Linked DNA regions of Mus musculus: region 2 is linked to region 1. A link is a contact called in ENCODE Hi-C or POLR2A ChIA-PET data. All regions are on one chromosome and are shown on one strand. The core of a region is the stretch at or near the end of the contact, and the rest is flanking DNA. Distances in the headings are between cores, read along the strand shown.

What was found. Hi-C counts contacts between places; a loop is a spot of excess contacts on that map. ChIA-PET counts read pairs that join two places held with the same protein, here RNA polymerase II (POLR2A).
Region 2: a map of regulatory T cell shows a loop between it and region 1 (3-fold over the local background). The contact joins the promoter of Gpat4 here to the promoter of Kat6a in region 1. A Hi-C loop is called at or near these places in 1 of 37 maps with a recorded cell type or tissue (regulatory T cell). POLR2A ChIA-PET finds 5 or more read pairs at or near these places in 1 of 5 experiments (embryonic stem cell).

Annotation. Positions count from the first base shown.
Region 1 is chr8:22,857,355-22,860,970 of GRCm38, forward strand. It overlaps Kat6a (K(lysine) acetyltransferase 6A), which reads left to right and starts at 2,192. Exons shown (of 18, transcript NM_001081149.2): 1 at 2,192-2,278. It overlaps Gm46036 (a long non-coding RNA gene), which reads right to left and starts at 3,085. Exons shown (of 3, transcript XR_001778526.2): 1 at 2,900-3,085.
Region 2 is chr8:23,206,273-23,209,805 of GRCm38, forward strand. It overlaps Gpat4 (glycerol-3-phosphate acyltransferase 4), which reads right to left and starts at 2,181. Exons shown (of 13, transcript NM_018743.4): 1 at 2,027-2,181.

The DNA.
Region 1 (3,616 bases), core at 942-3,441:
AAATAATACTGTTAGTTTCAATCAAGTTATAATAAGGAAATTATGTCCTGGGTCACAGTCACTTAGAATGGACCCAGAATAAACTCTTTTATTCCCTTTAAGATGAGGACTGTAGCTTTTTTGATTGACAGAGGAAATAATCTTCAGCTGTCTGAATTGTCTCAAAGATCAACAAACAACACCCCCCCCCCCCAACTCCAGAGTTACACTAAATTCTGCCATTTCGGACAGCAGGTGGACTTGCAAAACTGATTTTTTTTGCTGCAAAACTTATAAAGATCTCTGAGTATGCCCTTTAGTAATGTATATCTAAAACAAACAAACAAACAAGCAAACAGGTGCGTGCGTGCATGCGTGTGTCCATTCTTGGAGGCCTGTGGATGATACTATGTGTCTTTGCCGTAACATTGTCTACCATATTCCCTTGAGATGGGGAGTCCACTGAGTCTTGATCTTGGTCATCCTCCTGTCTTCAAATTTCTCTTCCACTAGTAATGGAATACAATTTGGGGTTTGTAGAGAAGTGGTTTTGGGTGATCCAATAAACCTCTCCACAACTGCTTGTTATCAACATCAGTATAGGGCACTGCAGGCCCTTTGCGTGAGTTTCCCAGGCTAGTATTAATATGGAATAGTTTCAACAGTCTAGTGTGCATAGTCGTCTGGGCAAGAATTAGGGTGGAGGAGGGCTACTCAGATCTGAAAGCAGGGAATGAGGTTTGGAGACAGGACATGAGGTGAGGTGTAAACTTATTTCTCAGACGCTTACAAATGCTTATTCACTATAAGCGCTGTTTTGAGCCCTTGGCATCATGTTGGTTAGATGCTGGGATGCCAAATGGCACTGTCGAAGAACATTAACCTGGGAATATACTAAAAGCATTACGACTACACCTGAACTGTAAAGTGAATAAAGCACAAAACCAACAAAGTAATATCAAAGTTATGGCAGCGACTAGCAGGTGTTTTTTTCCTTTTTGGTAAAGCTATGATAAAATGAGGTGGCGGGGGGTTAACAGTCTAGGAAGGGGACATAAACCAAGTGCAAGGGTAGCAGCAATACAAGTCTCAAGCTGTTGAGCTTTAACGTCTTTCCAGGGAAGGGGTATGTGTGTGTGGGACTCAATCTCAAGAGTTTCTAGTGGACCAAAGACAAAGAAACAGGTAGCCAGTAGCGGAGAGGCTTGCCCTAGCCAAGAGTCTCTGCGGTTCAGCCATCAAACTGCACAGGGTAGGAAAAGAAGAGAAAGACCCAGGTTCCACAAGCAACCGTGCCATAATAGCTGTGTGACCTTGTCCAAGTCCTAGAAACCGAGCTCGGTGGGTGGTGTTTCTTATAAACATGTTTCCAAGGTTTAGTGACTTGCGGGCAGGGGGGTCAGTCAAGTGCCCTAGGTGGGCATCTTGTTGGCTGACAAGGAGTGTCCAACTTCGTGCCCTCTCCCCTTTCTAGCCAGACTATTCTTTGAACCACGGGGGGATGAGCAGCTGGAGTGCAGAGTGAGCAGAAAGGCGAAGGCAAAAGAAGGAACTCCTGCCACCCGCGTTCCCCCGCCCAGCCACGGAGCTCCCGAAGCCACTGTGTGTGTGTGTGTGTGTGTGTGTCCCCGACCCTGCAAGGCAGCCGCGGGTGCACGCCCCCGGGCGCTAACAAGGGCCTGGGAACCCGGGCGGACGCCGCGCGCCGGGAGCTCCGAGCTTCCTAGCTCCGAGGTTTCGGCGTCGCGCCGAAGCCGCCCCACCCAAGCGCCCGCCCGCCCGCCCGCCCGCCCGCCCGCCCGCTCCAAGTTTCCCGGGCTGTATAATCCGGGTGCACCTTCCGCCTGTGGCCTCGCCATTCTGCCCGATCGCTGCGCGTGAGAAAGGAGGAGGGGACGCCCCCAGCTGTTGGCCTCCAGCCCGGCCAACTCCCGCTTCCACCCGGGCTTCGGCCTTTTGTACCCGCCCCACGTGACCCGCCCAGCGGCTCCCTCCACCCCGCCCCCCGTGGCCCCGCCCTCCGGCCCTTCCCGGCGACGAGCCGGCTCTTCCAGCTACCGGCCGCCCCCCTCCCGCGCTCCTCCGCTCCCTCCCTCCCGCCCGCCCGCGCAGGCTGTTCCCGCTCCCTCCCCAGGCAGCCGTTCCCTCGCGACGCTCCCCTCCCCCCGCGGCTGTTCCGCCGCTTGGCCTCCCCTCCCCCCAGTCGGAGCTCACTGTCTCCAAGATGGCGGCCGTGTCAGTTTGGGGCATCTCCGCGGTCCGGCCCGGGCCCCCGGGATCCCGGCTGTCTTCCCCCCAGGTAAGGAGCCGAGGGGCCGCCCCCGGTCGCTCCCAGCTGCCGAGCCCGAGGCTAGGCCGCCCCGGAGTCTGCTTCGGCGCCTCGCGGGGACGGCGGGCCGCTTGCAGGCCCCGCCGCGGCCTGCGCCGCCTCCCCGCTGCTCTGCGCCAGGCCTCGGGCTGGGCGCCGCGGCCGCCCCCTCGCGTCCGACTCCGCGGCCCGGCCCGCGCCCGCCCTCCGGGCTCGCGCCGACGGGCCCGCCGCCGCCGCCGCCCTAGCTCCGCCGGCGGCCCACTCCGGGAGCCGGGGCTCCCTGGCGCCGAGCAGCCAGGCCGCGGAGCCTGGGGCTGCTGTGCGGGCTCGCCCGCTCTCCCTCGGGGGCGCGCCCGCCGTCCGTCCGCCCGCCCGCCCGCCGCTCCCGCCGCTCCCGGCGCCGGGCGGGCGCGCACTCCGGGCTGTGCGGAGTGCGCGGAGATCCGAGCGGGGTTGAGCGGTGCAGGGTGACAGCCTGGTGGGTGCAGTGGTCTGGAGCAGGCAGCACGTGTGGTGTTGTGTCTGTCGGACTGTCAGCCCCTAGCCGGGACGGGTGGCGGCGGGCTTGCCTGTCAAGAGCTCCGCGACTTTGGGCCGGACCTGCCCTACCTGTCAGGCTCCGTCACAGCCGGTGTCCCCCTTGCTGCTCTTCTGAGCCGACCCCTTGGAGCGAAGAGCTCGGAGGAGCTGGGGCTAGAGCTTACTATGCTCCTAACTCCACGTGATTTCATTGTTAACTTACTCTCCGGGCTGTGTTTCCATAGAATGGGACCGGCGAAGCGGTCCGCTGGCAAACTGCGGGGCTCTGCCGCTTCAAGTTTTTTTTAAAGTTCCTTGGGCTTTAAATCGAGGGCGCGCGCAGATGTGTTTTGGGTTGGGAGAGAGAGCGGGAAGGGCTTTGCGAGCCCGGCTGGTCTTTCTTTCTAGCTCGCGAGTGTACTTTCTGAGAGTTAGGGTTCAGATCTTCAGAGCGTTGGTTTGTGCAGACTCGCAGATTGGGGAAACTTCCGGCCGGAAAGACAATGTGTGACTGTCATTCATTCTTTTTCACCTGAAAACTCAGCCACATAGGGTGTTCCCACCTTCTTAGGTCTTAGTCCTGGTTACTTTAAAGTTAGTGTCTATATCAGAAACATCCCTTGGGTAATAATTCTGATGTTTGTCCTCGTAAAACCTCCACTAATATGAAGCACCCCTCCTGGGGAGGGGGGTACTTCTTTTAGTTAGCTAATTTTGAAATACATTTTGGCCCCGGGTGCTAATGCTTTTTTTCTTACTAGTACTATTTCATTCCTCATGTATTAGTCTCCCGTTTGCCTGCACACT
Region 2 (3,533 bases), core at 931-3,430, 350 kb after region 1:
ATTTTCCACTTCCAATTGTTTTATTATTTTACGAATGTTTTGCCTTCATGTATATATGTGCATGCCTGGTGTCTGAGGCTACAAGAGGGTGCCAGATCCCCTGGAAGTGAGTTATAGACAGTTGTGAGCCACTATGTGGATGCTGGGAATCAAACCCAGGACCTCTGGAAGAGCAGCCTGTGCTCTGAAGGTCCAAGGCATCTTCTCCAACCCTGTTTTTATTTTTAATTGTGTAAGTGTGTATCTGTATGTGGCCAGGAACACTTGAGGCTATAGGATCACCTGGAGGCAGAGTTACAGATAAATGTAAACCAGCATATGGTACCAGGATCAACTCCAGCTCCTCTGCAAGAGTTTCAGGCGCTCTTAACTGATGAGCCATCTCTCTAGTCCTTTCACTGTATTGGAACAGAGTCTATCACTGAACCAGAATCTTATCAAATGGCTCTCAGGAGCCTCTTGTCTCTGCCTCCCAGCAGTGAGACTACAGGTGAGAGCCATGTCTGGCTTTTTACATGGATGCTGGGGATCTGAACTCAGGTCCTCATGTTTATATAGCATTTACTCAGAGCCAGCACCTCAGCTCAAGGAAGAACTTTTAATAATAGGGTACCTTTCAACAAAAACATATTACGATTTTATGCAATGCTACAATCTTCATTTTGAAACTTAAGCTACTTTTGACTTGTAAAGGCTCACTGTCTATCAAAAACATGGAGACGGGAGATATACAGCTCATTGGTAAAATTAAATAAACCACAAACCTCCAACACACACACACACACACACACACACACACACACACACACACGGCGCGCGCTCCAGTGCTAAATTTTTGTTTCTTCCTGAGACAGAAGAAGTAAAATAAATGAAGATGCAGATATTGCATGATTAACCCCAGATGTCACTGAGCATATATAATAATGAGCATACGTTCCTGGTTTTGCATATTTGAAATTCTCCAAATTATAGGTCTGAAAAATTACTCTCAGAAAGAGGAAGGATAATTTAGCAGGCAGGATTACAGTTTTGACCATAGTCTTTGGTCGCAGTGATTTTTATGCCTGTCTTTACGGGGTTGCGATACAATCTCGAAGACACGCTAACTCTGCAGAGACTCTTAAAAGTTCTGCTCAAATTAAGGAAAACGAGCGAAACCAAAGTTCTTCAAAGGCTATCTACCGGTAATACGCAAGAGATGGGTATGGGATGGAACTTAACGTCCGCGAAGCCTGACAATTTCACATAGATTATTCTACAACCTGTGAGTCACCAATGTAATATCCAAGTAAGATGGAAAGTGAATAAATAAGTCAAACTTCCAGGTAGGATGCTACTACCACTGAGGGCATGGAACCAAGGCGAAAGGGAGTCTGGGGTGTGAAGAAGGCTGGAATAGTGGCAGTTCTAGTTAGTGGCTCAGGAAAGTCATGTAGCATCAAGCAGGGCTGCCCCTATCCGGGGGCAAACCTGGACACTGGGACTCTCCAATGCGGGAAGGGGGAGAGGGGGCAGACCCGAAAAAGAAGACAGTGTGAGCACAGCACGGGATAAAGGACGGATTCTGGGGGGGAAACCCGTTTCCACGTGATCTAACGCCGGGTTCTCAGCCACGTTCCTCAGCTCCGGGCCACACCAGGCCGAGGCGGCGAGCGGCCTGCGGAGAGGAGCGTGGTCGGTTGAGGAGGAGAGAAACCGGTCGGGGAGAGAGGAGCGGGGCGGCCGAGGAGAGGAGGGAAGGGAAAGAAAGGGCCGGATGAGGACAGCGGGGCTGGCTGAGCCAAGGAGCCGAGCGGCAAGGAGCCGGGCGACTGGAGAGGAGATGAGGCGGCAAGAGGACAGCGGGGCTAGCCCGGGAGGAGAGGAGCGGGGCTGGCGAAGGACAGGAGTGGGGCAAGCGGGCGTGAAGGAGCTCGGACCGCCCGGCAGCGGCTGCCCCACCGGCGGGACCCCGGCCCGCGGCTGCCGACCCCGCGTCCCGCCCGGGGCCGGGGGCGTCCGGTAGGACCAGGTCCATCCAACTCACCGGCCGTGAGGCTCGGCTCCAGTCCTCGGTGACTGCCGCTCCCGCCCTGCCCTGCCCGCCGCCGGCCCAGGCGTACGTAAGAGCGTGCGTACGCCCGCCCGTCTTTGTCTACGCCGCTGGACGTGGACCCCACTCCCCTCAATCCCCGCCCCCGAGTCCCGCCCAACCGCGCTTGCGCGGTCTCCCGGAGGACCCCAGGGTGGGCGGGGCTCCGGCGATGCTCGCTCCTCGCACTGATGCTCGCCAGCGTGAGCCGAGGTCGCTTTCTGAAAGCCAACCGGGGCCTGTCTGAGCTGTGTCCAGAACAGGCATCGTTCCCGGGGAGAGGGAGAACCCGGCATGGCGAGGTTCATTTACTGAGTCTTTGTGGGACTTTGTGTGAGATTCGGTTCCGGCTGGCCACGAAACGTTAGCCACCATCCCAGCACTACCCGGGCATCCCGGAGCTTCTCTTAACGTAATTGGCTGGTTGGCCAACTGCAGTTTTCCAACCCAGCCACAGTTCTAACTAACCTCTCCTCAGACTGGAAGCTTCAAAGACAGGCTTGTTTTGCTGACGTGGGTCCTTTATAGTGGAAGAAAGAGAAAGAAGGGATGGGGGACACGCCTCTTTGGCCCACCCCACCCCCTTTTAAGACAGGACGTCTTGTAATACAGACTTGCCTCAAAAACTGCGAATTGCCCAATGACCTTCAGTTTCTGCACCGACTGCTTCCACCTCCTGAAGTGCTGGAATAAACTACCGTCCCAAGTTTTATAAAGTGCTGGGGGCTGGAACTCAGGGCCTCGTGCATGCTAAAAGAAGCACTCGACCAGCTGAGCCACATTCCCAGCCTCCGAGTTTATTGCTTTTGTATACTTCCAAGAGTACCTAACCTTTCCCCTAATTCAGGACTTAAACCTCCATTTGTTGATTTCTTCACAAACTTTTACACAACTCCAGGTATGTAACTATAACAGGAATACAAGACATATTTAATGATAATAAATTTATTTAAAAGCATTTTTGCTATGTATTTGTAGCTTTCCTATATTAACTATTAAAGCAAATTTGCATATTAATGAGATGGATGTGTTTGCCACTCTATTAATTTATTATTTTATTTTTGGTTTTTTCGCTGGCTGTCCTGGAACTCACTCAGTAGACTAGACTGGTCTTGAACTCAGAAAAACGCCTGCCTCTGCCTCCCAAATGCTGGGATTAAAGGCATGCGACACCACTGCCCGGCTGCCACTCTTAATATAAAGAAATCAGCTAAATATTTGATACCAAAGGATATAAAACATAAAGTTTCCCAACGTTTTAAATTTTATAATTGTCAATGCTGAGAACACCGTTTCACAAATACCTTGTACAAAACAATATTAGTAAGTTTATGAACATTTCAGAAATTATTAGAGATTCTGCCCTAATCCCAAGCCAAAAATGATTTAACAGATTTTTGTGAGCAGATTAACTGAAGCAGTTTTTAAAATCAAGAATTCTAATACAGTGCAACCCCTGAAT